2 separate regions of the Homo sapiens genome follow, and region 2 is linked to region 1. A link is a contact called in ENCODE Hi-C or POLR2A ChIA-PET data. All regions are on one chromosome and are shown on one strand. The core of a region is the stretch at or near the end of the contact, and the rest is flanking DNA. Distances in the headings are between cores, read along the strand shown. Region 1 has its middle 280 kb from the start of RUNX1. Region 2 has its middle 210 kb from the start of RUNX1.

The links. Hi-C counts contacts between places; a loop is a spot of excess contacts on that map. ChIA-PET counts read pairs that join two places held with the same protein, here RNA polymerase II (POLR2A). Pooled maps may share reads with other maps.
Region 2: a map of ascending aorta shows a loop between it and region 1 (5-fold over the local background). The contact joins two enhancer-like sites. A Hi-C loop is called at or near these places in 3 of 168 maps with a recorded cell type or tissue (ascending aorta, prostate gland and sigmoid colon) and 10 of 50 pooled maps. POLR2A ChIA-PET finds 5 or more read pairs at or near these places in 1 of 52 experiments (activated CD4-positive, alpha-beta T cell).

The regions. Positions count from the first base shown.
Region 1 is chr21:35,322,172-35,326,459 of GRCh38, reverse strand. No RefSeq gene overlaps it. Among named protein-coding and RNA genes, the nearest start is that of RUNX1, 280 kb to the right of the region's middle. Within about 2 kb of position 1,854, at least 13 of the 41 ENCODE cell types and tissues checked have a DNase peak (open chromatin) inside an H3K27ac peak, as active enhancers do; they include ascending aorta, prostate gland and sigmoid colon, where a contact is called at or near this core.
Region 2 is chr21:35,253,746-35,258,757 of GRCh38, reverse strand. No RefSeq gene overlaps it. Among named protein-coding and RNA genes, the nearest start is that of RUNX1, 210 kb to the right of the region's middle. Within about 2 kb of position 2,142, at least 29 of the 41 ENCODE cell types and tissues checked have a DNase peak (open chromatin) inside an H3K27ac peak, as active enhancers do; they include ascending aorta, prostate gland and sigmoid colon, where a contact is called at or near this core.

The DNA of each region.
Region 1 (4,288 bases), core at 605-3,104:
AATCTCTCCCCTGCCATGGTGAGTGGAGAGGCAGAAGAGCTGGGGAAAGACGTGCTCTTCCTTGACCCTGGGTCCTGGGTCTGCAAATCTTCTCTGTGTATAAACTGCATCCCTCCACACCTGCCCCACACTGCCCATGATTCTTCATTTCTCACTTTGTTTCTTTCTCTTGCTTAAACCATGAGTTCCTGCCTTGCTCAGATGGAGAGGAAAGGAAGAGAAATCCACACGTGTGTATGGTGCTGATTCTTTTCAGCCATGAAGAGGACTGGGACCTCTTACCAGATAAAGTGGGTGGATTTTATCTGCATCCTCCAAGCAGCACAGAAGTGAAAATATCTCAGTTGCAGATAACGGCATAGTTCAAAAGAATTTGACATTTTGACTATCTGGCCACTTTGTGTCTTTCTCTCTCCAGTTCTAATCACTTTAAATGACATGGAGGCTTCTAGAAGCCCAAGTAAAGGGGAGCTTTAATTTAAGAAATCCTCTCCATGGCTTCCCTTGCTCCTGTCTCTGTATGCAGGTTTCCCATCCTCCACTCTTTTCACCTTGAGTGGTTCTCTCTCCCATTCATCCCTTACCCACTCCCTTTTTCTGAGCAAAACTTGGGAGCTCCATCAGCCCCCTCCCCACACGTCATGATGAAGGTCTAGTTGCTGGCTCAGCAGATGAAGTGTCCCACCTCCTTAGAAGGCTGGGGTAGGGGTAGTGATACAGATACACAGAACTGAATACTCTTCAACCTAGTGGAAGAGAACAGGACCAAGACAAAGATCTGGTTGTTGCGAGGGGTCTGTGGTCTAGCGGGTTGCTGCCAGAACTCTACCTGGGGCGTGTATGGTCACGTTCACATCATACTATATTTGAGACTTTAGTTCAGAGCTGCCCCTATAACTTTCTCAGTGCTGATGGGCCACTTATTAACCCTGTTCCGTTAGGTGAGAGGTGAGGATACGCTTCCTCAAAAACCTTGGTTTTCAATTTGTTTCCTCATCTCTTGCTTTTCAGTGTCTTTCTTTGTCATATACATATTCCTGGCTTTTTAAAGCCACACAAGAAAATATATCTTTATGCCCAAAGAGAAACTTTGGGTGGGAACTGTTGATGGGTTTGAGTAAGAGTTTGTGTTGTTGTGTTGCTGTTGATTTCTGTTACCGTAACTAAACAATGCTTCACTCACGGTATTTCCTAGTGGTATTTTCTAAACCAAGAAGGTAGAGACTGGTTCTTAAGTTTGAAACCATGGGTTTCGTGGGTGGGACCCTGCTGAGGGTTAACTAAATATTGTATTCTAAAGAAAACACAGGGTTCATGTAGAAAGAGGATTCTATCACTGAAGCAAACACAGAGAAGAGCCACCCAGGAGGACTGGGTCCCCTCAGAGACTGCGGTTTAAGCCAATAGTCTCTGGCAAATGCATTCCTAAGTAATGAGTTTCATCCACATTAGTGCCCAGAACATTCAGAATATTCTGTGAGGCAGGCAAGGCAGTTCTGGAGAAAAGTTGCATAGCTTTCATCCGCTCACCAAAGGGGCCTGTAAGGACGACTGTGGCACGAAAGAGTTTCATTAGTTCTCAGTTTGAGTCACATAATCATAAAGTGGCATCAGGGAAAATTAGGATTAGTAGCCCTGATGGCAAAGGCTGATCTAGAAAAACTGTGTTTACGGAAGAGTTGTGGGATTCGACAGCATATTCATCTGGCACTTTCACAGGGTGCCGTATCTTTATTCAGTCAAGCACCTACTGTGTTATAGCCGTGCACTTATTTGAGGAAACAGCTTTCTGTGCACATGCTTGGCAGTTCGCCTGCTGAGGCACCTTCCTGCTGTAGGCTGGGTGTGACTCCCCTTTAAGGAGGGAATAGATCCGAAATGAATCGGAGCCTGTGCTGAAGCCGATGTCCAGTGTAAGCAGAGCAGGCCTGGATTTTTACCGCTTGGTGTTCCAAGGCTACATTTTGCTGAGAAATATTAAGTGTAACCAAATATTACAGGGAACACACTGTTCCTGCTATATTTCCAGGGCATCTGATCAATGGGAAAAATGAGAAGTAGAAATAAACAGAAGGGACAGGGAACTGAGCAGGCAATTGGGCTCAAAGGCAAACCGAGTAAAACAGAGGAAATGATTTTCAAAGTAAATACAGATAACTGGGGAAAGAAAGATGAATACTAAGCAGAGAAGAAATGTCTGACTGTCTTACTCCAGCCTGGGTTGGGCCAGGGAGCATGGTGGGGCCGTGCTGAGAATTTTCATCTGGGGCCTGGTCTCTCAGTAAGTCCAGCTGTCAGAGGCAATGCCAGGAACAGGCGAGATGAAACACAGTCACGGCAAGGGGTGCAACCTCCAAGAGAAAACCCAGTGCAGCGGGAGCTAAGAGGCTGCTGCCAGCAGCCCAGGCAGCCACGTGGGCCTGCAGGACTTTATTTGAAGAAAACACGGGGTTCATGGAGGACGTGGATCTTGTCATTGAAGTAAACTCGAAGAAGATCCACCCAAGAGGATCGAGTCCCCCTGGGAACTTTGCAGTTTCAGCCAATAGTTTCTGCCACGGGAGTTTTGTGCACGTTAGCTCCTGGAACACTTAGAATAGTCAGTGATGTGGGGTGCATGTGTGGGTCTTAAGCCTCCTCCATAAAGCAGATGTTCTCAGCCTCAGTGCTGTTGATACTGGGGTCAGATCATTCTTTGTGGTGGGGGCCCTGTTGCTATCCATTGCACAATGTTGAGCAGCATCCTTGGCTTCTGCCCACTGGTTGTATAGCGCTCCCCCACCCCACCTCCACTATATCCATCCAAAATGTATCCTGATATTGCCAAATGTGCCCCGGGGCGGGGGGCAGGGTACAATCACTCCCTGTTGGGAAACACGGCTATAGATGAAGAAACTAAAACCGAGAAAGTGTCCGTGGCACAAGTAACTGATGCAAAGCCACACCTGGAACCCACTAACTACAGAACTTTGAAGGCACCTTGGCCTTTTTCTGTAACTGCATTCTCAGCTGAAGAGGAATAGCTATGTAGAGTTCAGTTTTTGTAGTCAGATTCCTGGGTTCAAAGCTGGGCTCCACACTTAACTTGCTATCTGTGTGAACCTGGCTGTTACTCCATTTCTTTGTGTCTCAGTGTCTTCATCTGTAAAACAGCTTCGATGCTAACAGTATCCACCTTACAGGGTATGAGGTGAGTCAAACAAGGTAGGCCAAGCAAAGAGTGTGGTGCCAAGCCTTCTTGCTATGTGGGAAGTTCTTGATAATGGCTTGGGCCCGTCTTGACTGCATACTATGTTCTCTAATGAACACTTTTTAGTTTCCTTTGCTGATGTGGTTCCCTTTATCTGCAATACCCTTCCACCAACTTCTTTATATGGCCAACTTTTTCCTGCCCAGCAAGAAGCTGTTTAAATGTCATCTCTACAAAGGCTAAGGGCTCCTATGCTCTGTCCCCTTAGCAGCCCCCAAAGCACTGTATGCATTCAAATGTCTGTGTTTATGTCTCTCTTCCCAGCTAGACCTACTATGAGCAAGTAGGCCAAGGACCCTATGTAATAAACTACAATTCTCCTGTGACGCTCAGTGAATGGATAGGATCTTGACAGGTAGAAATGCGAACGGAGGGTAGCCTGCTGGGTTGAGAGAGTCTTAAGAGGTGAATGGTGGAGACACCAGAGAGCAAAAGAGATGCTCGGAAAATTCCGAGAGCTCGGCGTAAGGCATGAGTATCAGTGGGTCTCCTAGAGAGATCTCGCTCAGGTCACTTACCAGCCATATACCTTTGATGGGGGTAGGGTGTTTGGAGTGGGATGGGTTGGGGAGTGGCTTGATCAGAACTGTCATAGAGAGATTAGACTGGCAATACTTTGCAGTATACACTGGACTAGACAAAGTCTGGGGCAGGGAAAGATTAGTTAAGCAACTGCAGGAGAGAGTTCATGGAAGCAGAACTATAAACACAACTGTAAAACGCCTTTGAGTTAATCAAATTGTGACTATCAGAAGAATGGTGGCAAATGATCCATCGTTGATTGATTGGGAGAGATGAAAGAGAGGAAGAGCTCTCAAAAGTGGTCTGAGTGTTTTGGGGTATAAGAAGTTTGTGTTGCTGTTGAGGATCATTGCATGAGAGAGTGGAGATATCAAGGAACGTTCTTGAGTCTTCTCTGGATATTTTTGAAAATAGAGATGACCCTCCCCAGTCAGAGGTTACAAGTGACCCGGCTGAAGGTAGGAGTGGGGCATGTAGGGCTGGGGGTGGAAAGGGTGGCAGAGATGGACAAATGTA
Region 2 (5,012 bases), core at 893-3,392, 68 kb after region 1:
GTCATTCATTTTCCCATAGAATCTGTTTACCTTATTTATCATTTTTGTTTCACTGCCTGTTTCTGCGTTCATCACCGCACCATGGTATTAAAGCAAGACTGCTCATGAATCAACTTGTAATTTCGACCATGGTATGTATTCCCCACGCAATTCTTACTTCCCTTCAGAGAGGATTCCCTTTCTGACTTGTCTCTCCATTTGGAGAAAAACCCTTTTGTTCCATCAAGCCTGTAGATAAGGTCTAAGGCAGACTTGATTATACCAAAATCTGGTTACATCGCACTCACAACTAAGTGTGATTTTGGTGACTTGGGAAAACCGATGATAGTTTATTAATTATTCAAGCAGCCTTAGATATGAATTGGAAAATTATGCTGAAAACTACTAGTTGGTTTTAGGGCCCCAAATCAAGGCATTTCCTTTGGATCCATTGTTTTCTAATATTTGCAAGCTTTTCAGGATTAAAACCTTGAGATTATTTTTTGTATTATATTTGTGGTCCAATCTCATTTGATGACTTTAAGAGTAACTAAGTCTACTCACATATTCCATAGGAAGCATTATCCAAGCACCGGAGACCATGCTCTCTTCAACTTCAAACTGCAGTCAAGTGGAGTAAATAATGCAGAGAGCTAAATTAACTCAAAGCACCAATGATCATGGAATAACATTCCTCTGTTTACTGTTCAAGAAAAATCTTTACAAATGCTGAAATGCTGTTAGAAAATCTATAGTTATATTATTATCATCATAAAACTAAGAATTAACCTATCTTTATTCTCCTCTGAAATCTCCTTTCAAGAAATAAAAACAGCAGGTAGAAGATACCTTCAAAATGGAAGAAGCCTTATGCTATTTCATCTATTTGTCTTTCTTTGGGTTAAACTCCAGAAACCCGGCTTGGTGCTTGTTCACTGTCCACACAATAGTAAATGATCCCAGGAGAATAAGTACATGATCAATTCCTCAGTGTCTCTGGCAATATAAGAGTTTAAAAACATGTGTACATGTGCCTGTGCATACAACAATACACATATAAATCACGGATTTTTGCTGAAATGAAATACTGAGGCCATGTGAGCATTTTTCAGTCTTCAACTTAGACACTTGGGCTGCATGCCCAGCTATGACACATCGTCCATGTTTATGAAGTCAATTTCACTTCAGTTGTTAGTATCAGTTACCATCATTCTGGATTTAAAGCCACCAGCCCAGAGCCTTTCTCTGAGCTCTCACAGATTCTAGTAGCTGTAGCAGGCATGTGACACTTCTGTGCACACTGTCTCATCTTGTTCCTGGGCCATCTGTTTGAACAAGGCCTTTTCTCTTCATTTTATTATAAATTCTTGAATCCAGGAAGCATGTCTGATATTTCTCAGAATCCTTTTTAATGTCTACCCCAGAAGTCTGTTCTAACAAGTACTCCAAAAATGTTGATTGATTCTAAATGGATTCTCAATATTATGAACAACATTTTTAGAATAAAAGAAATATTCACTTTTGTGTTTGGAAAATTCAGTGGATATGTTAAAAACAAAATATGGAAATGGGGTGAGCTCTTAAGGACTGTGAATTTCCACAGCAGCGTATAATTTCAGTAGAAGATCCCAATCCAACTTCATGAGGAATATATTAAGAGACAAAATAGAGAAACTATGACAAACTGGGTTTAGTATTTCCACCTCATCAACAATTATTTCTACCACAATCAATGAGAAAAAAACAAAGTTGTCAATCTGGATTGAGAGTGGGCATGTGTGTTTTCTCTCCTCCCTTCTGCCTCCCCCTTTTTCTCTTCTGAAACTGAGTCAGACGAGGCCATATTTCCAGTTAGAGGTCGACATTAGAGCCAAGCAGCTGTTCAGAAATGTCCAAGTAGACAGCAAGTGGCACTGATGGAGTTAACGGCAGTGACTCACTTGGGGCATTCACAGCAGGTCAGCTGAAACTCTCCCTTGCTGTATAGAGAATTTAGTCCTGCTGGGCATGCGCCCAAGACTGTGAGCTGAGGTTGATAACAGCAGAGTGCCTCTTAGTTGCCACTGGTTGCTTTGCCGTTCTCAGTTTTCACAGTTTATTTAAAGGTGGATTTTTGTCTAACGCAATCATGAACGGTGATGGGAAGAACAGGCTGAGCAGCTGTTGACTGAAATAACAGAGGGGAGGACGGGTATCTGGAAATGCTCCACACAAGTTGTCCTGCAAGCTTTGATGATGACGTTCGCATAGAAAATTATTGGTCAGAACCAGGAAGTGGAGCAGGCTTCATGCCAGTAAGGCTAGCTTGGCAAAGGTAAGATTTTTAGGATTTCAGAAAGGTTTCATTCATCTAGGAATCCTTTTCTACAAAATGTTATGGTGTTATAAAGTTACTCAATGGAGCAACAATAAAAACAAATCAAAACCATCCAAAGGAAAAAATACATGAGAAGCAGAGCATACTTATATTTTGTGAGCTTATACAAGTTTCTCAATAACACAGAAGGGAATGTATAAAAATACGATGAAAGGCTGTTGTGAGTTTTTTAATTACAAAATATGATTATTTTAGGAGAAAGAAACATAATTACCTGAACTAACTCAACACTGACACAAGACCTATTTTCCTTTTTTTTTCTTCAAATTATTTTTTAAACTTTTTAAAGGCAAGTATCTTAGATTTGTTCCTTACAGGTAGACATTTCAACAAACAAGAAATAATATTTCCTGATATGAATAGTCATTAGGGTTCAAGCTTTATTTCCCTAAAATTCTAGCATGAGATCATGGTTTCCGTAGATAGGAGAGATCTTGTTTCCATTGCATTTATTTGGTAGAAAAATCTGATTTGACGATTTGTGTTTGCTATCATCAAGTTAATTTTGTGATTAGATCCAAAACCTAATTCTGATAGTCAGACCAGGCTGAAAGCCACAATAGAAAAGGAATTAGTTTCCTTTCCCAAGAATAAAATCCTTGCATTAAATAGAGTTTGGTAAATTAAATGGCTATTTTTGACCAGGAGAGTTTGCTAGGTACTTTAATTCATTAAACAATTTTTTAGATCTGAACCTTTGAAAATATATATTCTAGGTTCAAAAGAGAATGATTGTGCCGTCTGCATTCGTATAGAATGATAGAGCACTGTAGTTGTGGCGGTTTCTCAAGGGCAGAGATTGTGATGGCGTTGCCTGCCACTGTCTACCTCATGGTAGGTGCTTAATGAATGTTGGGTGAACGAATTAATTTTGACCACAGGAAGGCAAGGGCTGACAAGAAGTGTCATCTCTTCTTGGCAGAACAGATTAGTCATTAGGATCAAGTAGAAGAGAGGATGGGATTTAGGGCGATTTAAATCAAGAGTACAGAAGCCATTAGAAGACACTGCTGGGGGAGGAGGGTTTGGGAAAGTGGGAGAGAGTTGTAGGAAAACGTTTGCATTGGCCTGGACTGAGTTCGTTTCTTCTCATGGCGTCAGAGGCCAACTGAAATTCTACAACTGGGGAAAATGAAGAGGACATCGGGGTATCAATGGGGTATAAAGAGAAAGGAATGAGAATAGCCCCAGTAACAGAAACAAATGGGTTTTGAGAATGTGTCTGTTTGTTTCTGTTGCTCCTGCCCTGTTATTCCCCATCTTGGTGTCTGCCTTCCTCATCTCTCCTCTGTTTTAATCTAAAATCTAAAGCTGCTAAGTAAAAACGACTGGTGAAATGTTAGAAACACTTCCCAAACCCTTCAGCATTCTCACAGGGTGCTTTTTTTCTCTCCCTGATCCTGCTGATCACTTAGGGCCATTCCTGGCTACCACCCTCACCATCTCATGACTACAGTAGTTAAATGGCGCTACCCTTTCCAAGTGAGAAAGAATTTCTGTGTGTGTTTGTCTACCTCTCTAGAGAGAGAAAGAAATGGAACTGATTTTTCTTAAAAGATGAAATAAACTCCTGAAGTTTTTACTTTATAACAATTCTATTTACAGTTTCATTTCTTTTCTTCAAGTATCTTCTTAAATTGTTACCATTGACTTGGGGTTAGGCATTAATATCAAATGACATCTGTTTTCATTCTGTTAAGAAAAAAAATATCACACAATAATACTTATCATGATGGAGTAACCACTGACGAGACGTTTCCAGTATTGTCAAGCTGTTGAGAAATCCAACTTTTATACTAATGGGTAGAGAGGGATCTCTCTCTCCCTACACACACACAAGCACACACACGCACACACACACACACACCCCGTAAAAAATGACTCCACTGCAGGGGTAGTGATTCATAGGATATCAGTATGGCTATGTTGTTTTTTTTAAAAAAGCTAAAATTGGAGTCCTATAGCTCCTTTTGTCTTATTACCTTATTTTCACATAAAATGAGACAGGATTCCCTGCATAAAAATCAGCTTGGTATTTGTCACGTCTGTAGCAAGCGTCTGAACTCATTTTTATGAGCAGCCTGCTTCCCCATTGCACCTCCTGTGTTTAGTAATGCAAACAGGCAGAACATTGTGTCATTGTGAGGGTGACACTCCTTACGAAAGGCAGGGAGTACCGAAAGCTAGAACCAGAGTTAATGGGACTTACTAATAAAAGAAAAAAAATGTTTTGCTCCCACTCCCTGATCAGGAGGCCCTGCTAATTTCAAGGTATGAGGTAATTCAGACTCCGTGGCCGGCAGCTCCCTCCAGGCATTTGCCATTTCAAGATTGTCCTGCGTTTGATGTCACATCTTGTGTAAAGTCCACAATCGGAATATTAAGCTATTGTGATGAAGTGATTTGTGAGATGGTTGAAATTTGCTGAAAGTGTTCTCCTTTCTCATGCAAGAAGCCAGTGGATTCATAACACTTATAAAATGAAAAGAGATCATCGAATCCAATTTCAAGTCGTTATTCCCAAACTTGTTCTTAGTCCCAAAGTGTAGCTTTGCAGCTGCATTGTGTATTTTCAAGACCTTAAAATGAGTTTGGAGGGAAAAAGTCAAATCAAAGAGATTAAGCCACGGCTTAAGGTGACATAGGGTGTTGTTTG